Regions from separate parts of the Mus musculus genome. Here region 1 is linked to region 2. The links are chromatin loops, found by intact Hi-C in ENCODE. Cell type or tissue: gastrocnemius. All regions are shown on one strand. Each heading gives the region's core, and the rest is flanking DNA. Links, peaks and the distances in the headings are about the cores only.

Evidence for each region. Hi-C counts contacts between places; a loop is a spot of excess contacts. Peaks named below come from ENCODE experiments on the same cell type or tissue, not always from the same donor. Only the 100,000 strongest peaks of a DNase experiment are listed, where the experiment ranks them.
Region 1: it touches region 2 in a loop (4-fold over the local background); 12 of 42 quality-filtered maps call a loop at or near these places.

Annotation. Positions count from the first base shown.
Region 1 is chr9:106,963,202-106,975,499 of GRCm38, reverse strand. It overlaps Dock3 (dedicator of cyto-kinesis 3), which reads left to right. Exons shown (of 53, transcript NM_153413.2): 24 at 1,554-1,746; 25 at 5,620-5,747; 26 at 8,277-8,423; 27 at 10,695-10,793. Among named protein-coding and RNA genes, the nearest start is that of Manf, 77 kb to the right of the region's middle. In gastrocnemius, for the core only: a CTCF peak has its summit at 4,568 (motif pointing left); a DNase peak (open chromatin) is centred at 4,573.
Region 2 is chr9:107,283,029-107,295,326 of GRCm38, reverse strand. It overlaps Mapkapk3 (mitogen-activated protein kinase-activated protein kinase 3), which reads left to right and starts at 5,450. Exons shown (of 11, transcript NM_178907.3): 1 at 5,450-5,802; 2 at 5,931-6,207. The coding sequence starts at 5,983. It also overlaps the pseudogene Gm17040. In gastrocnemius, for the core only: CTCF peaks have their summits at 4,211 (motif pointing right) and 5,356; DNase peaks (open chromatin) are centred at 4,219, 5,468 and 5,902; H3K4me3 peaks cover 2,127 bases; H3K27ac peaks cover 2,654 bases.

The DNA.
Region 1 (12,298 bases), core at 1,525-9,524, 320 kb after region 2:
TCAGGAAACAGTCCTGTGCACAAATTTAATTAATTAGTTAATTAATCCCATGTGTGTTCACAGAATTAAGATAATCTCTCACAGGCATGACTAGAGACCCATCTCCCAGGTGATCCTAGACTTTGACAAATTGACAATAACATAGCATTTATTGAAGATCTGTTGTGTTCTAGCCACTCGAATCAATGCACCTAATTTTTCCCATATGCCAAGAATAGCATTATCCCCATTTTACAGGTGAAAAACCAAGGATTAGAGCAACTCATCAAACATATTGCAGGCAAATGACAAAACTGAATATTTATTTACATTAAGTTTTGTTGTGTCTTCCAGGCTGGTCTTAAAGTTGCCCCCTCCTACCTCAACCTCCTGAACAGCTAAAATTACAGACATGAAACATCACACCTGGCTTAAAGCTGGAATTTGAACTCATATGGGTCTAATATAAAAATCTATTATTTTCCTCCTATAGTGTTCTGCCTCTCAAAAGTTATGGATCAATATTATTAGTTTGGGCAGCAAGATGGCTCAGCTGGCAAAGGCTCATGATGCCAGCCTTGATGGCCTGAGTTTGATCTTCGGGTCCCACGTGGTAGAATGAGAGAACCAGCTCCCCTAAGTTGTCCTCTGACTTCCACATGGGCATGTGCTCCCCACTGCATGAATACATAAATGTAACATAAATAAATAAGACTACTAATGCCATCGTGTTTCCCCACTTCATTAAAATACATGATTACATTTTCCTCAAGAGACCACATCTTCCTTCCACAGCTCAGATCTAGAAGCCTAAGGGCACATATGTTTTTTCTCTCTCCCTCTCCCTTTCCCTCCCTTCGCCCCTTTCCTCCCTTCTCTCCTCCATGTTTGAGCCATTTGAGTCTCTGAATTCTTAGTCTGCATTATCAGTGGTCCTCAAGAGTTTGTAACGGAATGAACCCATATGTTTCTCATACTTCTGAATGTATACATCACAGACTGCCAGAGATCACATATGAGAAAATAATATACATATTCTTCAGGTTACATGATTATATAAAGATGTCACTATCCCTGGAAACTTATCCCATTCTTGAAACTGGGTTCCTGCTATTAATGGAGTCTAGCTGGTTCTGCTTGAAGGCACTCAGCGTTTGCTTACTTTTCCCTTTCTTAGAGGTTGCAAGCTTGTGTTGGGGACCAAAATTGAAAAGTCAAGAGCTTAGTCATAAACTAAAAACTTTAAATCCATTTTATGAAGAAAAATAGCTATTTCTCTTAAGCTACATTGTGTAAATTTCTCCTTGTACTTCCTTCTTTTGCCTGTAAATTCCTGAGCAAGTTATGAACATTTCAGTGGCCTGAACCCTACTGAAGATTCCTTGTTTTAGTTTTGAATTTCCTTTTCCCATGCTCTTCAGAGTCCTATAGGGCTGAGTAGAGTCTAGGGCCGGGGAAGGCGCCTCTCAAGGCGGGGCTGCTTCAGCGCCTTCTGAAGCTCTTTCACACTCTTTCACACCTTTGAACCTGCAAGCTAAGCACAAGCCAGACTCTTGCTTTGCTTGCTCCCACAGGCTGCACTACTCAACTCCTTCCCCACCATCTTCGACGAGCTGCTACAGATGTTTACGGTGCAAGAGGTAGCAGAGTTTGTGAGAGGCACACTGGGAAGCATGCCTAGCACTGTGCACATCGGGCAGTCAATGGATGTGGTGAAGCTGCAGTCCATCGCCAGGACAGTGGATAGTCGCCTATTTTCATTTTCAGGTAAATTAAGTTAAAAAGAGTCACATTTTATTTTTTCCCTTCCTGGGTGGTAGCCAAAGTTTAAACAGCTCAAAGTATCAGTTTAACAACCATAATTTAAGAAATCATGCTTCCAAACGCTGACACCATTGCATACACTAGCAAGATTTTGCTGAAAGGACCCAGATATGGTTCTCTTGTGAGACTATGCCGTGGCCTAGCAAACACAGAAGTGGATGCTCATAGCCAGCTATTGGATGGATCACAGGGCCCCCAATGGAGGAGCTAGAGAAAGTACCCAAGGAGCTAAGGGGATCTTCAAGCCTATAGGTGGAACAACAATATGAACTAACCAGTACCCCCCTGGAGCTCGTGTCTCTTGCTGCATATGAATCAAAAAATGGCCTAGTCAGCCATCAGTGGAAAGAGAGGCCCATTAGTCGTGCAAACTTTATATGCCTCAGTACAGGGGAATGACAGGGCCAAGAAGTGGGAGTGGGTTCGTGGGGGAGTGGGTGGGGGAACATGTGGGGGACTTTTGGGATAGCATTGGAAATATAAATGAAATAAATACCCAATTAAAAAAAAAGAAAAAAAAGAAATCAGATCCTGAAAGTGTAGTGATTTTAGTAAACTATATGAGAAATTCAGCCAAGATTTAGGCCTGCTTGCCATTCTCACAAGTTACTCTTAGGAGCCACACCTTAGGGCAAGCTCATAAGGTGCTGTGTTGGTGTTCATGCTGTGACTGTAAAATTCCATAAGCTAGGTGGCTTTAAAACAGTGAATAGCATGGGTATGATAGCAGGTGAATCTCTGTAAGTTACCAGCCAGCCTGAGCTACATAGTAAGACTTTGTCATATATACACCTAAGTAGGACACATGCCTGTAACTCAGCATATGAAAAATAAAAGCTGTCCTTGGCTCCATAGGAACTTTGCAGTTACCCTGGCTTACATGGAACCCTGTCTCAACGAACAAAACAAAAAAGCACAAATATTTAATTTTTACAGTTCTAAAGATTTGAAAGTCCAGGATCAAGGTACAAGTAGGTTTGATATCTAGTTGAATCTACTTCCTGTTTCATAGATATCTCTCTTCTCTGTTTTATCACCTAGCAGAAAGAGCAAGAAAACTCTCTGAGATTATCTTTTAAAGGGCCATTAGTCTCAGTCAGGTGAGGTGGCACACACTTCTAATTTCAGCACTTAGGAGGCAGAGACAGGCAAATCTCTGTGCAGTCAAGACCACCATAGTCTACATAACAAGTTCCAGGCCAGGCAAACCTATTCAGTGAGACCCTGTCTCAAGAGGAGGTGGGGTACTAATTTCATTAATGAGGATAAGTTGCTCATGACTTTACCATAGGAAGTTATCCACTTCAAATGCTGTCACACTGGGGATTAGGGTTTGATGTGTGAATTCAATAGGGACATAAACATACAATATGTAGTTGGTGGCCCTTGGTCTCCAGGCATAGGTACAGCCATATACTGGCTATGGAATCCTGTCTCAACACTAGCCAAATGAGAGGACAAAGGGAAAGAGAGAGGACAAAAGAAAAGTCCAGTCAAAGAAGACAAGGATAAACCAACAGTTAAAAAGACCCTGAAAGGGGATCTGGGAAACTCTGTGTTTGCTTATTTCTTTGGCTCACCAGTCAGATATATTCACTCCCTCCCTACCTCTCTAAGAGGGAAGTGGACAGAAAATCTTTTATAGTCCCTAGGCAGTCAGGACTAACTGATACATTAGGAGTCCAGGATACCTTTCAGAAAGAGACTTCAGATTTATCCTTGAAGCTATATTGCTATGATCAGTTTCAACCTACAGCACCATCAAATAGGAGCCTGATTCTCTAAGTAGGATACCAGTGTTCTAGAAAATCACCTAGCACAAGAACAAATTGGAAGCATCAGCAAAAATAGTTATCTGAATTTTCATAACTACAATTTTACATATTTTTAAATTTTGACCTCAAAGCACAAGAACAAGCTGATAGTTCAGTGCTGTGTACACTTGGAGTGCTAAGAGATGCTCCCACTACCTCAGCTGGAGCAGTGTCGGGCAGTGATGAGTGACATTGCCATTGAGGAAATCAGCCCTTCTCCAGTACCTGAAGATGATAAACTTCTTCCTCCCGCCTCAGACTGAAGGGTGTTACCAGTGATTTGGACAGTCTCACAAAATCCACTGCTTGCAACTCTCTCTTTATGCACTGTCTCAAAAAGTTGCTTTCAAAATACAGAAAATGAAACAGCCCCCTGCTCTCACTGATATTTTTACTTTTGTTATTTTTGTATGTGTTCAGCTGCTTGACACAATCACTTAAGAAAACTCATGTAATGTTGGACTGTGTAATTAAATTTTATGATAATCCACCACCAAGTTTTCATTTGCATTTTGTTCTGGTTTAATGTTCACATTATAGTATCTTCCCTAAAATAAGCTTTTTACCAGTGATGTCATATAAACAATTCTTTATTCTCTGAGCATACCAATTGTTTTTGGCATGTTCAACAAACTGCTATTCTATCTGAAAGCAGCGATTGGTTTTTATAAATTCTACTATAATTTGTGTTTTGATATAAAATACAGTAATTAACTCTTTATTTCAACATCCTTTAAAATATAGAACAGCTGTCATACTGTTATTTTTAACATCGTACTTGTCAAAACTCTTATGTCATATAATTGATCTTTAGTTTAACTTTCTTATTTCTGAGGTCTGGAGAGATGGTTTACTGGTTAAGAATACTAACTGCTTTTCCAGATGATCTAGGTTCAATTTCCAGCAACAACCATCTGTAATTCCGGTCCCAACAAACCCAGTGCCCTCTTCTGACCTCTGTGGGTACTGCATATATGTGGTATGCAGACAAAACACCCATATGCATGATAAAAATGAAAGAAATTATTTCTGAAGTTCATATGAAATAGTTAAATTTTGTCAAATATAAACAATAAGTTATATTTTCCATTACTTGTATTATTGATAATCTGAATTATTATGGACAGGTAAGACCGTATCTGCAGGGGTGCACAGTCACTATCACAAAAGTTTAGGATGCCAGAAATATGTTCACACTTGTATTTCACTTAGTAAGAGAGGCCACTAGCAAACCATTTTATACAAGGAAAACCAAGCCTGTCGGAAGAGGAGTCAAGTCTGCTTAAGAACTGGAAATGAATTAGTAAGGGAGCTTGAATATAATTCAGCCTTTCTGAATTAGGGTTCCAAACATGATTTCTTATTCTTGAAATGCTATTCTGGTAACATGATGAAGAAAAGAAAGGTATTTTAATATATGCAGTAGGGTTGGTATAAGAGCTCACTAGTTATCAAAGGCTATGACAAGCTTACATGATACTCCTATTCCATTCATTACTGGGAACATACCAAAAGCAGTCTAAAAAGCCCATGACCCAAAAGAGATATGCCAGATGGTTTGACATGGTGAATGCATGCTAGGGTAGAAGTGACAGGCTTCAAAGACATGGCATGAAGAGAAGCAGGTAGTAATTGCCAGTAAGCCTACAATTCTAGCCATTGTAGCTCATGGTAAATGTGACACACAGATTTTTTTTTCTCTACAAAGTGCTTTTAATTTGAAGTCTAATCATTAAAAAGATATCATTGGAAGCAGACTTGTACTTAAATCTTATTATTACACATGCCATTAGTGTAGGGGTCTAAAATAATAATGAAGAAAAAAAGATGGAGAAACTGTGTCATGGGATGCCTTATAATTTCTCCACACAAGACTTTTAGACTTTTGGAGCAGGTAACCTCTACTATGGCTCTGATCTTAACCCCATCTCCTTCAAGTCCCACAATGCTGCTATCTTCTATCAGTAGCTAGGAATGACCTCATCTCTGTTTTCTTTCCTAGAATCCCGCCGCATCCTACTTCCTGTGGTTCTTCATCACATTCATCTTCACCTGAGGCAACAGAAAGAGTTGCTAATCTGCTCAGGGATTCTGGGCAGCATCTTCTCCATCGTCAAGACCAGCTCTCTGGTAGTGACCCCACAGCCCTCCCCACTTACCTCTGCCCTGATCTTATATTATTGTAGTCAGGAGCAGACAAACAATGATCACTTTGTGTACTTCTCAGTCAGATGCCTTTATTGATGAAAGGCAAGTGCCCAAATGAACGTGTATGCCTAGCAAGTTTCTCAGTACAGTACATCCTTGGTGTGTTAATAGTTAGAGTGCTATAAATGTACACAGATAAATCATTACCCACAGTATCAGGCCAGTCCCATTCCATCTTCTGTTTCTATCAAAAGGGACTAACTCTGGATTCCTGGGAGTTTTCATAGGTTTTAAGTACAAATACCAGGAGGCAGACCCAGACTAGTGGGGGGATCTTGTTTATTCAGACTTTCAGCTTTCAATTAGTTTGCTTCTATCCATGGCATCCTACGTCTTGTGAGACAAGGTTGGGATATGCAGTAGCTATCTGCTACCCATAAGAGTGCAGCACCTTTGAAATATAGAGTGGTTCCTTAGATGGCAGTTTTTAGCCATGTTCTTATCTGTTTTCTCTTTAAGGAAATATGTGGTAGAAGGAGAGAGATTGGGGTAGAGGAAAAGCAGAGGCATGGATGAAAGTAGTATTTGCTTTCATATTGTTTATTTTATATACTGATAATAGAAGAAATGTGTATTATAGAAAACTGGAAGACTATAGGGAAGGTATAAAGAGAATGAAAAACAAGTATGGATTTTATTATATTTTTTAAAGTTAATGCTCCCAGAATAGAATATGAAGTGCATTTAAAATGAAGGATATGACTCAGGTTATATTTACCAAACCTGATTACTTAGGTGGAGCAAAAGAGGCACCTAAAACAAAGGCAGCTTCATTTGGGCAAAAGACAGAAACCAAAAAAGGATCTCTAGTGTCCAGAACTAAAGCACCCTCTAACAGAGACCCAACTTGTGGGACAGTGACTGAGATGGTTCTAGCATCCCTATTGTTTGCTCTTTGCTCCAGACAAGATCTGGCAACGCTCCTTCCCACCAGACTTCTTAGAAGCCACACCAAGGACATGATGTCTACAGAAGTCCAAGGTCATATGTCTGGTAGCTTATTGCTAAAAGAAGGGAATACATTGAAGAGGGGTTTTAAAAATTAAAGGAAAAATGAAAACCAGTGAAAAACCTTTAGGTAGTTTGGTTGCATTTGGGGGAGCAGATTAAATATAATTAATTGACTACAACTGCTCAAACATGTATCAAAGAAAAGATTATTAAAATCACTTTGATTAATTTAGCCCCAAGAGCCAAGTCCTCAGGTGACATGGGGCAGAATATAATTATATTTGGTGTATGGGTAAAAGGAAGTTGGAATTTAACCTCTGTGAGAGCAGAGACAAGTCTGTCTAGTCCATCTCAGTATAGTCAGGTTCTCAAACAGTGAGTGACACATAGCCAATGTCTAGTGATGGTAACATGGGTGGATAGAGGAGGAGAATTCTCATCAGTAGTTGCACGCATTGTCTAAAGTGCTTGCTCTGCAGGCATAGGATGATGTGCATTTGCATCCCTAGCATCCACATCGAAACCTCGCACAACAGTGCATGTGTCTGCACCCCAACACTGGGAGAGAATGGATGGAGGAATAGGAAAGATCCAGGAGGCTTGATGGCCAGCCATTCTGGATAAAATTCAATGTCCAGGGTTAGCTGAAGACTTGGTCTTCAATAATAATGATGATATTGATGGCAATGATGTAGAGAACAATAGAAGATGTCTAATGTCGACTTCTGGACTCCACGTGTGTTCACACCAGCTGTGTGCACCTGCATACACGTGCACCACACAGAAATCACATAGACACACAGAGTAAAATTTTATAATATATTTTGGAGAAGGGATAGTGGGAATCTCTTTTGATGATAATTAAAGCCACCCTACAAAATTTGAAATGAATATGTGATGTCTATAAAAGGGTAATACAAACGGTCCTAAAATTCTAGTGACTGAGAAGTAGCCTATAGTGAGAAGGCATGTTCTACTTTTGTAAAGCTGTCAGAGATATATTGATTGAGAATAGAGTCTCTCAGATGGACTGAGAATTACAACAGACTGAGGAACTAGAAAAGGCCACAGAAGGGGTTTGCAGAAATCAAGAAAGCAAGGTAGAGGGTGTGGAACTTTGCCATTTCTCAAAGTTGATCATTTCTCAGTGTCAGTAAAGGCATGATTTCTCTTCACTACACTGGGGAAATCAAGGAAAACCTTTTAACTCAGGGCATTCATCTCTATCCTGTGTGTCAAAATTAAAATTAATGTGTCTGCCTGAGATTGAAATTTGTGGCTGATATTAGTAAAGGCAAGGCCAAAGCCACCATCCCTGTGCAGGTGAGGCAGGCAGGCCTCACCTCCTACCAAAGCCATTGTCCTGGATTCCCTTCACAGTCCATGTTGGTGAGTCTACAAGATCAGCATTAGATCACTCCTGACGTGACTTAGTGAGTTCTGCTCCTGAACATCTGCTTAGCCTGATGCTAATGGTGGTCTCTCTCATGCTCACTCCAGGAGGCAGATGTCATGGAGGAGGTAGAGATGATGGTGGAAAGCCTCCTGGATGTTCTCCTACAGACTCTCCTCACCATCATGAGTAAATCACATGCTCAGGAGGCGGTAAGAGGGCAGCGGTGCCCGCAGTGCACAGCCGAGATCACTGTTAGTAACTAACACTCAGGTGTTCTTGCTTTCTTTTCTAACCTGGGGCTCCTTACATTACTCCCATCTCACCACCCCACATTTTCATCTCAGCCTCCTCCCTGCATGATGGTCAGCACGTTACCCTCTTCTTTCTTGACTCATACTCCCCTTCTCTCCACTCTGAAAGTTCTAGCTTCATATTCCTGGGACACTATTTTAGGGAAGGTTCAAGAAATGCTTCTTGTGTGATTTCTCTTCCATAGTTTCTGTTGGTCTTTGCCTTTAAGCCAAGACCCTTGTTATAAATATTGAGTGAAGCAGTGCAGTGTTACAACAAAGCTGTGAGTTGAGGCTAAAGGCTGTCTCCTGTAGGAAACCTCCAATAGCTTTCCTACATGATACAGAACAGAATAATTGTCTCAGAGTTTTCTTTCAGTCTACGGATTAGTTGGTTTAGTATATAGTATTTGTATCTAAATTTTTAACATCAAGAAAAATATGTGGTAAAATTTCAGTAGTGTTGTTGAATAATACTTTTATATTAGGCCCTAATTGGGGGCGGAAACAAACTGGGAAAGCATCTCAGAAGGGACGGAGAGACAGACCCTTGACCGGAGACCCTACCTGCGTATCCAGAGTGAATTTTAAAGCCCCCATGATAACATGAAAAAGTTTGTGTGAGCACTTTCAGTTGGAAGATAAGAGATTATAAAACTCTTTGAAAAAATTCATTTCTGGGACCAAGCCAAGCTCTAGCATGTCAGGGTGAACATGTATTCTGGAACATTTGGCCTGGGAAAAGTGTCTCCTCTGAAAAACATAAGACTTAATAATTTTTTTACTGTAGTCATTGTCATATTTATTGCACAGGTGTATGATATTCCATAGTAAGTAGACAGACTGTCAGTATTGAAAATCAGACAGTTCATCTGTTCTAATACAGATCTGAAAGAAAATGTCAACAAATTCAATACCAAAGATTTCAGATGGAGAACTTTAATTTGTCATAAATATGTCAGAAATTTAAGTAGAGATGAATGAAGCTTAAGTAAAAGAATTTTGAGCTGATAAGATAACTGGATTTAGAATCAGTTCTTTTAAAGTGGACTGTCTTGAAGAGAGATCTAGATGTTCAACTTACAACAGTAATGACCTTGATGAGCAACAAAAGAACCACAGCATGTAAAATTCTTTAAGAAAAATGTACTGAGATTTTTGTTTGAGAGCCGCTGTTGAGGTCACTCTTTAATGTAGGTAAAATTATTATATACTCTGACATGCCTTCTAATCAACACTAATTACACAGCCCTTGGCTAGGGGGTCTGACCCTGCTTTAACATTTGACAGATATTACTAATGAAGTCATTCATTTCTGTAGATTATTATAACTGTAACTTGTTGGGTACCTTCTATGTATTGGACATTGTGCTTCAGTGCTACATACACAAACACACACTCATCTGACCTTTACAGTAAATTAGTTATGACTTCTTATGCCCATTTTCAGATAAAACTGAAGTTCATATGCATGTGAAGATTTTGTGTAGTTTCAAGGCACTTGAAAGGATTCAATACATTAAAAGACTATTGCCAAATTCCCTCAAATTTAGAAACACTTGAAAATCATATAGGTAAAATACTTTTCCTGAGGAAACAGCCTTTTGAGAACCATGCCAGTAATTGCCATAACACGGCCTTTACAGTCCTTAAAGCCAGTGTTTTGTTGTTGTTTTGTTTTGTTTTTAGTATATTCTATTGGCTTTTGAAAATATACTTTGTGACTATACTTAAATATGTTTTGAAGCTCATAGCCTATTCCCTCCCAAAGATCAGTTTCAACTCCTTTGCCTTTCTTTTGATCACTTACATCCATTTTTCCAGTTCAGCTGCTCTTCCCTGGCAGATGGTCCAGATTTTGTCCAGAGAAGAGGCTTTTTTTTTCAAGTAGTCTCTACAGACTTCAGTATTGTATTCTGACAATAAGAGACTATTTAGTCAAAATATTGCTGTAAAGAAAAAGATATTTCACTTTGCAGTACTCCATATTGTAAGTGAAGGTTTTTTTCAATAATTCTGTGCTACAAAAACTTTGTTAAAACTCCAAAACACTCCTAAGAAGAAAGTTCATTTTTAGGAACACAATTGTCACCATTCTTCATGAACATTTGGGGCCATCTCAAACCCTCCCTTCTCTTCTTACCCTCTGTAATTTGAAGAACAGAACCCCTGTGACTGGCTGTGCTAAGTGTTTTTGTTTTTGTTTTTGTTTTTGTTTGGATTGGTCCCCAGGGTGAATATGTGTCCTGCCTCCTCTCATTGCTCCGTCAGATGTGTGACACCCATTTCCAACACCTCTTAGACAACTTTCAGAGTAAAGATGAACTAAAGGTATGTAACAACACTGGCTTTCCACCCAGGAAAGGAAGCAGGCAGCCATAACTGTCATAGACTTCTTTCTAGCAGAGGGTTGTGTTCAGGTGGTCATCACTGCCCAGGTTATTGGATTCAGCAGCCCAGTTTATACTGAGTATATGATCTCCAGAAGTGGAAATCTGGCAGTACCCTTCACATAGCCTGACACCAGGCTAACACTTGAAATTTTTTCTGTAACTGATAGCAGCCTTGTGAACATTTCCCTCTATTAGAGAATAGCCTGTAGCATGCTGGATTAGAAAGCCAGTACTCTCCCTTTCTTATGTTTTATTCTATGTAAACCAGGCTTTTCTACTTTAATAGCTATACTTATGATGATGCAGATAACGTCTCTTTATTTGAATGTAGTTCTGGAAAATACCTCTAGCCAGGGTATACCCTTCTTACCTTGAGCTGTCAGACATTGAATCTGACACAACGAGGGGTAGGTGATACCGAGAAATGAACCTAGAGTCCAGCCAACAGAAGGTCTTCCTTTGCTGATCATCAGCTCCTCATAGACTGCCAGGGTTTGTGTCTGCATTAGACCATTGCAGATGTGGGTCTGTGCTCTGCTTTTATTCAGAACCACGTCACTTGCATGTCATAGTGATACCCCATACCTCCTGAAAGATGAGATCACAGGACATTCTGCCACCATGGAGCCCATTCTCTGTCTTTTGTATTAAAGACTTTACTCCTATATAGAGACTCCTCGATGTCAGTATGTATCTAAAAGTAAAGTCTATTGCTGTTCATTTGAAATCTTAGTTGCCAACAGGGCTTGTGTTAATTGTAAATATATAGATTTGTTCTGTTGGACTTGAAAAAATAATGTGTGTCTTTCACACAAATAAATAATAAATGTGATATTTCCCACACATATGTATATGTACATGTATATGCATATGTGTATATATGAGAGCTGGTGGAGAAAGTGGGACAAAGACCAGAAGGAAATGATGGGGGACAAGATGGAGTAATACAGTGGTAGACAAGGTCAGGGACCTGTATCTTTTAAAATGTCATAAGGAAACCCATTTTTTGGTAACTTAAAAACAATAATATGGAAAAATAGAATCCACGAATGTTCTAATTTAACATAAAAACTTTCTTTCAATGCCTCTTTTCATTTTGCACTTCAGATGTTATCTTTTACTATATTAAAAACAGATACAGAGTGATTACCCAACTCCAGAAAATACTTGTCAGTTTGTAGCATAGGAGGCTCTGACATGAGATAATAGAAGGGATCCAGAGAGGCTTGAAACTAATTTTCCTCCCACAGAAGTGTCTGGTAGTACCTCAAGTTGTGTTCCTTCTAAAAGTCTTGCTTCCTGTTTTTCTCGTTTCCTATTGCTCTCATCTCCAAAGTCCCCATATTTTCAGGGAATGAAATTTCTCAAGTCTATTTAGTCAGTTACCACAATTTCTTTTATTTTTAAATTATGAAGGGGGGAGTATTTGCATATTTGTGCAGG
Region 2 (12,298 bases), core at 1,024-9,023:
TTTCCTTTCCTTTCCTTTCCTTTCCTTTCCTTTCCTTTCCTTTCCTTTCCTTTCCTTTCCTTTCCTTTCCTTTCCTTTCCTTTCCTTTCCTTTCCTTTCCTTTCCTTTCCTTTTTTTCCGAGACAGGGTTTATTTATCTTTGTAGCCTTGGCTGTCCTGGAACTCACTATGTAGACCAGGCTGGCCTTGAACTCACAGAGATCTGCCTGCCTCTGCCTCCTGAGTGCTGGGATTAAAGATGTGTGCCACCACTGCCTGGCATGATTTTCTTTTTTAAATTGTGTGTGTGTGTGTGGTGTGTGTGGTGTGTGTGTGTGTGTGCGCGCACGTGTGTGTTTTCATGTGTTTGTAGCCACAGTATTCACACAGAGTCAGAGGATAACCTGAGGGAATTGAGGGAACCACTTCTCCCAGTCCACTCTGTGGGTCCCAGGGCCCAAAGTCAGGTTGTCAGGTTAGTGGCAAGCACCTTGATCTGTGGATCTCTTTCGCTGGACCCCAGAGCTGTGATTTTGAACTTGGATCTACCCCTTTCAAGTGGGCCTACTGAACACTTACCTTGTGCCAGACACTCAGCAAATCCTAGCTTCACCTTGCCCTCACAGCTACCACAGATAATGCTGCCTTGTACGTGAGGAAACTAAGACACGGCTTCCAGTGTGCCTTGGGGAGAGAAGTGTTTGGTTCTCCAGTAGTCTTTTGTGAAGTTGACAGTGTTAGACATCCCACCTACGACGTGCTGGGAACCATGATGTGCCCTGTTTTGCCCAAGCTACCTGCCCACTTGTTTCATTCAAGTTTTGTGAATGCCTCTGGCCATTTCCTTACTACTGGCTCTATTTCCTGACTACGCCCCTTGAATGGACCCCTCCCTGACTGCTGGGCCCACACTGCCACCCAGTGGCGATCCTTCCTAAGACCTCACTAGCCAACTAGAGAATAGAGAATTCTTCCCAGTGCACTCAGGCACTTCATGAATTACTGTTGCTGCAGGACACTCCTGCCCCGTTCCCAGAATAATGATGGATCACAAGAATGCACAGCAATCTAGATAGCCTCGGTATATGGCTTCTATCCTTTCATCATGAGCAGGTTGCCTTTCATCAAAAGGCAGATGTGGTGGGGAGGAGGGAGTTCCCTCCATCAGCACTTTACTGCATCGTCTATTTGCTCACCATAAGCTACTTCAAAGGCCTCAGTCCCTGTTCCTTTGAACACCCAACTATTACTGTTACTGTTACTATTACGAAGGGCTAAGTGCCAGAGTCTGCTGTCATGAACCCAACTTGCCCAAACCCAGCATACTATGTTCTGAATCTCTACAACAGTGTGAAGGGGACATGATTCCAGATGGTTGCTACAGCATAAGCATTGAGAGGAAACTACATGTTCTGATTTTTCTGGGTCAAATGAACAGCTGGAAAAACCTCTGTTTATAATTGGTATGGGAACTATGTGTGTTTGTATAATCACAGACATTTACATTTATAATTTGATGATGATGATGATATGTGTGTGTATGCATGAGTGTGCACACAGGCATGCATGGCACAGTGTGAGTGTGAATGCAGAGGTTAGAGGGTGACTTTATAGAGTCTATTCTTTCCTTCTTTGCATAGATCCTAAGGGTTGAACCTAGATAGGTTCCTGGGCTTATGTAGGACATGAGCATTTGCTCACTGAGCCATCTCTCCAGCCTGGAAGGGCATTTTTTTAAATGGGACTACTTACTTTTTATACTTCAGTATGGTTTGAACACTTGCAACAAGCAAATTTGACCTCTTTGAATATATATTTTTTAAACTACACGCAGTGTATGGTGGCTCACACCTATAATTATAACACTGGAGAGGTTGAGGCAGGAAGGTCAGGCGTTGAAGGCTATCCTTGTCTACTCAGTGAGTTTGAGGTTAGCCTGGGCTTAAATAATCTGTGTTGCCCAGGGACAGGTCCATACAGCATTGTTCTTGATTCCTGTTGTAACTTAAAGGAAAACTCACATAATGTCTGGAGCCGTTGATGTCCTACAGGTAAAGGAAGAGGATAGTCCCAAATTCCTTGCCACGGGAACCCACTTAGATGGCACCAACCTTGACTTTCACATGGAGCAGCACATCTACAGAAGGAAAAGTGACAGTCTCTGCATCATAAATCTGAGGAGGACCTGGGAGAGGCTGGTGCTTGCAGCTCAGGCTATGGTTGCTATCAAGAACCTCGTGATGACAGCGTCATCTCCTCTAGGAACACCGGCCAGTGAGCCAGCTGGAAGTTTGCTGCTGTCACAGGCACCCTCCCACTGCTGGATGCTTCATGCCTGAGACCTTCATTATTAACCAGATCCAAGCAAGCTTCAAGGTGTCAAGGCTTCTAGTGGTGACTGATCCCAGGGCTGACCATCAGCCCCTCAGAGAGGCCTCTCAAGTCAACCTGACCACCGTGGCTCTGTGTGACAGACTCTCCTCGGCACCACGTGGACGTTGTTGCTATCCCATGCAACAACAAGGGAGCTCATTCAGTGGGTGGGTCTGATGTGGTGGATGCTGGCCTGGGAAGTTCTTCACATCTATGCTGTTATCTCTCAGGAGCGCCTGTGGAATTTACACCAGATCACCACTTCTACAGAGACCCAGAGGAGGTTGAGAAAGAGGACCAGGCAGCTGCCAAGAAAGCTGTGATCAAGGAGGAATTCCAGAGTGAATGGACTGCCCCAGCTCCTGAGTTTATTGCTGTTCAGCCTGAGGTGGCCGACTGGTCCTAGGGTGCACAGGTACCCTCTGTGCCCACCCAGCAGTTCCCCACAGAAGACTGGAGTGTGCAGCCAGCCACTGAGGACTGGCCATTGGCTCCCACAGGGCAGGCCACTGAGTGGGTTGGAGCCAACACTGCGTGGTTCTGAGCTGCTCTGCAGAACACCGGAGCAAAGAGGGAAAGAGGCAGAAGGAAAATAAAGTTCCTAAAAGCTGGTAAATCAATCGATTAATTAAACAAAGTTAGAAACACAATTATAAAATTTTAGAGTAATTAAAATATAAGCTCATTTTAAATTTTATTTTATTTTATCTTTAATTATGTGTATGTGTTTGTGTGTGGGTGGCCAGAGGTGTAGGCTCCCTTAGAGCTGACATCACAGGTGGTTGTAACCCACCTGATGTGGGTAGTGGGAATGGAACTTGGATCCTCTGGTAAAAACAATATGTGCTCTTAACAGCTGAGCCATGTATGTATGTATGTATGTATGTATGTATGTATGTATGTATGTATGTATATATCGGGGCACATACAATCCAGCCCCAGCCTCTACTCTCAGTTACCTAACTTTCCGTTCCTTGTGGAGTCATGCTCAGAGAGAATGAGACCTTACTGAGCCTTGGGTTCACTAGCTTTAAGCTGGTTGCAGCGCCTGCCCCGGCCTCCTGGAAACAACACTTCCAGATTGTATGCCTTCCTTCAATCTCTTAGATCCTGGGTCTGATTAATAGGTGGGACTATGATCCCACCTGACCCTAGATACAGCTAGGCATAAGTGTGTGTGAATACATGTGCCTGTATGTATCTGTCTGTGTATGTGACTATCCGTGTGTCTCTTGTGTGCACTGTGTGAGTGCATGTATGAGCGTATGCTTGCACATGTGGATTAGTAGAGCCAAGAAAGAAACTCCATGGGAGGAGGTCATTCCTTGACCTCCAACCTTAAGCCCAACCATGAGGTTGCACTCTGGGATTGAGATGAGGGGCAGTTCTCTTTTATTAGTTGCTGATGTCAAGCAGGTCACATGACTCACCTCTCTGGGCTTGTTTTTCTTCTGTGTTTTCAGTGTGTGTCTAAAGGGATGGTGATATCTTCCTTCCTCTGTCTCAGTGAGGTGTTCAGGTAGAGCATTTCTTGGTCTGCAGGAAGTGCTTCCTAGTGACCATCTGAGGCTCTTATCTAGTGATCTCTGCTTCACTGATTGTTGCTAGCTTGAAGGTTGCCTGGAGAAGACAGTTACCAATTTCTAAGGAGACAAGCTACCCATGAATAATTGCAGTGCTCTTCCCGAGTGGTTATCAGGAACCTGGATGCAGTTGTACAAATAGAAGGGCACCAATTTTCTGTTGGCCACTGACAGTTGCAGAGTGCAGCCCAGGCATCTTTGTGTGTGTTGTGGTGGAAGGCCGGACACAGCCTCCTTTGGGTGGGACAGAGGTCCGGGTGGCTGCAGTTCTGAATATAGTCTGTAGATGGCAGCAGAGACCTGCTCAGAGGGCTTGCCTGTGGCGCCGCCTGCTCTGTAGACTTGTGGGAAAGTTGGCTCAAAATATCTATGATAGGCTAAAAGGTGAAGGTCTAAGTGCAGAAGGGAAAAATTTAAAGCGAATAGAGGAATTGGATGGAAGAAATGGATTTTAATGTTAAGGCTGATTGATTGAGCCGGGCGTGGTGGCGCACGCCTTTAATCCCAGCACTTGGGAGGCAGAGGCAGGCGGATTTCTAAATTCAAGGCCAGCCTGGCCTACAGAGTGAGTTCCAGGACAGCCAGGGCTACACAGAGAAACCCTGTCTCAAAAAACCAAAAAACAACAAAAACAAAACAAAAGATTGATTGGTTTTTCGAGACAGAGTTTCTCTGGCTGTCCTGGAACTCTCTTTGCAGACCAGGCTGGTTCGAACTCACTGAGGTCCGTCTTTTTCTGCTTTCAGAGCGCTGGGATTAAAGGCATAGGCCACTATGCCCAGCTAATTTTATTTTTTAAAAACATAGCCTCACGATGTAACCTAGGTTAGCCTCACAATCCTCCCGCCTAAGCCTTCCTCGCGCTGCAATTACAGGTGTTCATCACCATGGCCAGAACTTGAACTTTTATTAGTTGAGATTCTTAGAACCTAAAGCTCAAATCACGAGGTGAAAAGTTGATGCAGCTGACCAAATGGGAAATCGAGATTTCTGATTCAAGAGCGTCCCAAGTGTGTTCAACTTACGGCTACGGGCTGTAAGTGGTCCAGGGAAGTATGAATGTGGCCCAATACATTTATTTGGAATGACAAGTGAATTGCAAAGTCAAAAGGTTAGTCAGGAAGTGCATAGAAAGGAAAGCTAGCCAGTTGTTAGACAGATGCCCTAAACCAGGAAATGAGTGGCGGGTTAGACAACAACATGCCAATTCCCAGGGCACGCTGACTAAACATTCAAAAAGTTGAATTCTGAAACACTTAGCTACCTGGAAATTTTGGGAGTCTAAAACGCCCCCTGGCAGCTAGCAAAAAGAACACTTCACTCAAGAGCCCGCAAGAGAAACAAAATGTCTTGCGCTGTAACTTTTCTAGATCACAGATAAAATCCGAGGAGGCTGGTACAACAGTTGAAGGAGCTCCTAGCGGTGTCCCAGGGCGCTGCGAAAGTTACAGTGAACTTGACGAGGCCACGCCCCATTTTGTCTCGACTCAGAGGCGGAGTCTGCCAGGGGCTCTGCCCTGGCCTGCCCAACCCGGACTAGCCTGGCCCTTTAAGGTTGACCTAGCGGGGCCCCAAGTCTGAATGACGCGACGAGAAGCGGGGGTGGGGGGTCACGTGGGACGCGGGCGGCGAGACTCTGGGTCCAGGGCTCCGGTCCTCAGCGGACTCCAGGGATCACTATCTCTTGCCCACTCTCGCCTGCACCATGATTTTCGTGTAGTGCTTTGCCACCAAGTGCGCCTTCGCCTGGTCCGCCTTTCTTGGGTCTCTGTATGGCTGGTTCTCAAGACCTTGTTGCTATACAGCGCCGGACTCCTTCCTAATTTGACACGTGCCTGGGCTGAGGGATCACCTCCCCCTGCTGTACGTAAGTACTCTCAGGCAGTTTCCAGCTTGTCTTGGGCCAGGAGCCCAGTCAATCTAGTTCTGGAGAAACCAAAGCTGGGGTGTGTCCAAAAAGTCCCGGTGGGGAGTGACTCTTTCCCTTTCCTTCAGGTGCCTCTGGACGCGCCAGGCTGGGGCTACCTCCGAGCGCCCCGTGGGGGCCATGGATGGCGAGACAGCAGGGGAGAAGGGGAGTCTTGTGCCCCCGCCAGGTGCGCTCGGCGGGTCCGCCTTGGGTGGTGCTCCGGCCCCAGGTGTGCGACGGGAACCCAAGAAGTACGCGGTGACTGATGACTACCAGTTGTCCAAGCAAGTGCTGGGTCTGGGTGTGAACGGCAAGGTACTGGAGTGCTACCATCGGCGCTCTGGCCAGAAGTGTGCCCTGAAGGTTAGTGACCCATCTCTCTGAGGGCTAGGGTGACATGGAGGGTCCAACAGCAGAAACCTGTGGATGTATCTGTGTCCGGGGTCTCTATTAAACATCTACACATGGCATCTTGTTTTATTTTCAAACTCTTCCTCTAGCGTCAGACTCGTGGTCCTCTTAGCCTCACATACACGGAAACAGGCTGACCTACCTAAACTGAGGGTGTGTCCCAAAGAGCGAGGGGAGGAGTCAATGTGAGTAGAGCTGTTGTACCCGGAAGGCAGGAGGGTGTGGCTGTGCGCTCTGGTTCTGGCTTGGGCTTTGTGTTTAGGCCCAAAGGATGCTCTTAAATTCTTAGTTATCCCCTGCAGGTAGCTCCTTCTATGGGGATGCGGCTAAGTTTTCCTTAGGCTCAGTGCAGGGTTGTCCTCCTCATGGCCCCTGCCCGCTGAGGTGGGACCATGAGCCTCTTAGGGTGTTTTTTGACTACTGGGCCCCTTGAGTTGAGTTGGTGGCCTCTTGTGGAAAGGGGCAAGCTTTGCTCATAAGCTGACCCACCCTGGACAGACGATGGAGAACCACTTATCACATCATATTCAAGGTTCCCTAGAGGTATGGCACAGTGATGTGGGTGGGGTGGGGGAGTGGCTTGGAGTAGTTGATCTCACTACTAGAATCTGGTTCGGGCACGTGGCGCCAGCCCAAGAACCCCTACTCCTACCTGTGTCCTCACCCCACCCCCATCGCAGAACTCCAGAATTCCTTGCATTTTTGTCACTGGAACCAGACTCTTTGGAGGTAGTGCCACTGGCGCCTGCGTGGTGGAGAATTGAGTGACTCCTGGAAGTTAGTGAAGTCCTTTTTTACAGGAGCCAGGCTACAGAGTCCTATAGCTGTGGCCGTAATCTCTACCTTGTGGGCGGGCCAGCCTTGTGATCTTGGGCGATCCCCAATTTTGTTCAGGGAGAGAACGGGAGTTGATGTGAACTCAAAGTGAGATAATGCGTGCCGAGTACTTGATACGGACCTGGAATAGGCCTAGAGTGGCCTCAGCACTTGCTTCAGGCATGGGACTCACAGGAATTTGACTGAGGACCTGGGCCCTGTGCTTTGTCTTTCCCTGGTGTGTCAGGCTGAAACAGGGGAGGTGGCCTCCTGAACAGGACCCTATAGGGGATCATGAAGGTGAGTCAAGGGCAGGGTAAGGACTGACCTGAGGGCCAGGCCTAGGTTCTGTATTCATTAACCCAGCAGTAGAATAGAGCTTTGGGGGCCCAGGCAGGGTTTTTTTCTGAGTCCTTCAGTGAGAAGGTGGCTTTTCTAATGGCAGATAGGTATGAGCAGATGAAAAATGAGCCTTTATCGTCTCCCTGATCTCCAGTCATCCTTCTGCTTGAACTAAGAGGCAGCCTGGGAGAGGGTGAGTGGGTGCCTGAGGCCAGAGAACCTCTTCTGAGGTTTGAGGCTTTGACCCTGACCCTCTGGGGTTCAGATACTGTGAGCAAGGAGGGGTGGGTGAGAACCCGTAGTCTGTAGCCCAGGCCTTTCCAGTTTTGAGCAGGGCTGGGCCTACACCTTCTACATAGATGAAGTGTCTAATGACTGGAGGAGCTAGTGACACCTCCCCCTTAGATGAAGTGTCTAATGACTGGGGGAGCCAGTGACTGCAGCAGCTTCCACTCTGGCTCCTCCTACTTTAAAGGCCCCACCTTCTTCCCCCGTCCTGGTCTGGGAACAATGGCAGTTCTGAAATAGTTTCATCTCTGTACCTCTTAAGAGTATGGGTCAGCAAGGCTAGAAGACTCTAGGATCTGGCCCTAAATTGAGCCTCAAGGGAGACAGAGATTAGATGTGGCTCTCACTCTTAATTCTTTCAGATCTTGGCTCCTACCTTCCAGAAGGGGCCAGCTCAACCTCTGGCTGTGTGTATGTATTCTTTTAGTGGCTTGGCCTTGGGGAAGGAACTGACTGACACCTTCTCATTTAACATTTTCTGTCCTTTGCCCAGGAGAGCAAGGATGGATGGGAGGGATCAACACAGTGACAGACCAGGATCCAGGGAGCTCAGCCATTCCCCGAGGGGGTCCTAACCCTCTCCTCAGCTGCTCTAGCTCAGCCTAGGAGGTCACGGGCTCTGTGCCTTCCTAGATCCATAGCTCAGATAATTAGGCTGGCTTGACTTCATCTTGTAGGCTGAACTCATTCAGGCCATTGCTTTTTCATGCCCACCTTTGGGTTTTGTTGCCCAAGAGGTTAGCTAGTACCCAGCAGGAAGTCTAAAGGCAGCAGGCATCCACGAAACAGGAAGACTGTGGTCATTATCCCTGTAGCTACTGCCATTCAGCGGGGCCCTAAAGGAACAGGCCTGCCTGCCCCCTTCCCCTTCCTCTCAACCTCTGACCACTGCTCTTTCTTGTTTGACCTCAAGCACAGCAAGGTCTCTCGCCCCAGGCCCACTTCTGTGACCATCGGAGCGTTCTATGGCTCCCCAAGCCCTTTCGCTGAACCATTAGAACTGGAAGGTGGGGTGTCTCAGGGAGAGTATGGGGGCATGCAGGCTTCATACTCCTCCTGCGGACATCGTGTGTTCCTTCCTAGGCCTAACTGATTAAAAGCAAATGTGACCAGGGCACTAAGTACCTTTAAGTAAAAACATGGAAGGCCCTGGGAAGACCTGGGAGGAGTCCACATGGGAGGAGAGGTAGGGTCCTTTATTCTGCTCCTGCTGCTACATAACAGGGCTGGGAACCCTTCCCATCCCTGCTCTGGCCTCCCAGGGCCTCCTCTTCTCCTCTTTGTTAAAGAGATCAGAATGGTTGGTGGGGTGGGATATCTTTCAGAAAGGGTCTCTACAGTGAGCACCCTCTTGCAATCTCACGATCGATCAGGGAGTGACTGGGCAGCCTCATCTTTAACAGTTCTCTTTCCGTTGGAGCGGATGGCTGAGGTAGGCTAGGCTGCTCTGATTGTGTGCTGTGTAGGACCACAGCAATGTTGTCCCGAAGCACATGCCACAGAGAATCTATTTCCCCTAATAGATTGGAAATAACACCCTCCAGACCAGGAGAGCTTGCTTGACCTCACCAGGGTCTTAGATTTGACTCTATACACTTTGAGCCTCTGAGTGTGGCCTACAAGGCTTGGGCAGTTTAGTCCTTCGGTCTTTGCATCCATAGGTGGCCGTTTTTCTTCTGTAATGGTGCCATTCCCACCTATCGAGGCTCAGTTCCACTGCCACCTCTTCCAGGAAGCTGTCCCAAGTTTGAGTATTTTTGGAGCAATGGAATCTTCTTGGCCCCTAAAGCTATACTGTTACTGAATGAAAGCTGCCTTGGAACTCCTAGGTCCAGAGCTTGGCATACAGCAGTGGCTCCTAAGTGCCCACTGTCATAACCAAGCTCAGCCCTTCAGAGTTTTGGAAGGAGTTTTTCCAGTCTCTGTTAACCACATGGAAGGCTATTTCCCAGCCTAAAGGCCTGGAACTTCACAAAGGAATCCAGCAGCGTCATCACCTTCCCAGATAGAGGTGCTGTGGGAGGTCTGTAGAGGAAGGAGGTGTCCTTCTGTAAGGCCTTTCTGTCACCTATCTGCCATTGGGCCACACCTGTGAGCAGAGAGGCTCTCTCCACTCAGAATGGCAGGGAGAAGCCAGAATGAGAGTCAAAGGCTGAGAGGTGTGTGTGTGTGTGTGTGTGTGTGTGTGTGTGTGTGTGTGTGAGAGAGAGAGAGAGAGAGAGAGAGAGGGAGAGGGAGAGGGAGAGGGAGAGGGAGAGGGAGAGGGAGAGGGAGGAGGAGGGTGATGGGGGAAGGGAGAGGTCACACCCTCTAGCACCATGGGCAGAGATGGCCTGTTGGGGCTGGTGCTGTAGAGCTGGATTTGAGGCTAGGTGGGGCTGCCAGGCAGGGCAGGCTTTCTCTCACTTGGCAGCCACCCCTCCCCCCACCTACCGTTTCCATGCCAGTCAGATCAGCCCCGGCTCATTGTTACTTCCTCAACAGGTCAGAAACCCAAGGGTGGGCCAGTGGCCCTGCACAGCAGAGTCCCTGGAAAGGCAAGGGTTTCACTGACCAAAGACTGTCAACACTTAGGAAAAAAAAATACTGGAGGAGCTTCGTGGAGGTTCCTGGACTGCCAGCGCCCATCGGTTTGGCTAAACAGGTTTCAGAAGAGCTTCCGACCTGCAAAGTGTAAAAGAAGGTTTAGATTGGGCTTGAATGTCCTGAGACTGTAATACCAGGGGCTTCTCAAAATTTTTTTCCCACTTTGCTGGAGAAAGTTTGACACTTCTCTGGGTCTATAGATATATAAAATAGTATACAGCCCATACATTTGCTGGTAGTAAAATTATAAGACATTTATTTTAAAATAACTCTTTGTCATAGCTACATTATGACTAGTTATCAAAGATGAAAGCAAGATTTCATATTAATGAAATAAACGTGCCTGTTTATTTTTTGATGTAAAGGAATTTTGGCTGGGTTTTTTTGTTTGTTTGTTTTTTGTTTGTTTGTTTTTTGTTTTTTTGTTTTTTGTTTTTTGTATTTTGTTTTGGTTTTTTGAGACAGGGTTTCTCTGTATAGCCCTGGCTGTCCTGGAACTCACTCTGTAGACCAGGCTGGCCTCGAACTCAGAAATTAGCCTGCCTCTGCCTCCCAAGTGCTGGGATTAAAGACATGCGCCACCACACCCGACTTAGCTGCATATTTGATGCCATAGGACTTAGAGCGTTTTCCAGAGTTGGTCAATATTGTGATTTTATAGTTGTTAATGCTTTTTTGCATAAATGTTACAAAATGCTGTTGAGGGTTATAGCATATGCCTTTAATCCTAGCTCTTGGGAGGCTGAGGCACGTGGATCTCTGCGAGTTCTGGGCCAGCTGGGATGCACTGTGAGATCCTGTTTCTAACAAAGAAGAGTGGGCTGGCCAGAGAGCTGAGCACTTGTGAGCACTGGTTTTACAGAAGTGTCAGAGTTCCGTTCCCAGCACTCACATGGTGGTTCACAACGGTCTATAGCTCCAGTTCTAAGGTATCCAATGCCTTCCTCTGGGCTCTGTGGGCATTGTACACACACACACACACACACACACACACACACACACACACACACACACACACACACGGTGCACATACATACATGCAGATAAAACACATAAGAAAAAAAGAGAGGGCTGGCAAGATGGCTCAGAAGATAAGAGCACTGACTGCTCTTCCAAAGGTCCTGAGTTCAAATCCCAGGAACCACATGGTGGCTCACAACCATCTGTAATGAGATCTGACGCCCTCTTCTGAAATATCTGAAGACAGCTACAGTGTACTTACATATAATAAATAAATAAATGTTTTTTTTTTTTTTTTTTTGGTTTTTCAAGACTGGGTTTCTCTGTATAACCCTGGCTGTCCTGGTACTCACTTTGTAGAGCAGGCTGGCCTTGAACTCAGAAATCCACCTGTCTCTGCCTCCCAAGTGCTGGGATTAAAGGTGTGTGCCACCACACCCGGCAAATAAATCTTTAAAAAAAAAGAAAAGAAGAGAAGAGAAATGGAAGAAGTATATCTATGGCCTTTTCAGAAATCGTTAGAAATTCTGTCCTAATCTCAAGCCAAAATCCATTTTAATGATTTTTTTTAAAGAAAAATATAACTCAAGTCAACTGCTCAAAGAGCAATTTTAAAAGTCAAATATTCTAACAATGTGATCCAAAGATTTAATCGTGTCATACATGCTGAGGAATGAAGGTAGGGAAATATTAAAGGTCTCGTTTTCTATAATTAAACCATCGTGTTTCTGTAAGAGCAGACAAATTTGTAAACATGGTTTGTTTGTTTTTTAAAGCCACTGCCATTGATGATATGCAGTTGTGTTAACTCTGAGCACACGGCAGAGTGTGTGTGCTGTGTGTTCAGAACTAAGGGTGTTCAGAACGGACAGGAGCAGCGCAGGCCGCACCACCAAGCACCTTGGATTCGTTATGTGGATGGTTTCGAAACGTTTAGTGGTTTTATATTTAGAAACCTCATTATTGCCAAAGTTTTGACAACTCCCACTTTCAGTTAGGCAACTCACCCCATACAGGGCCTAACCCCATACAGGGTCTAACCCCATACAGG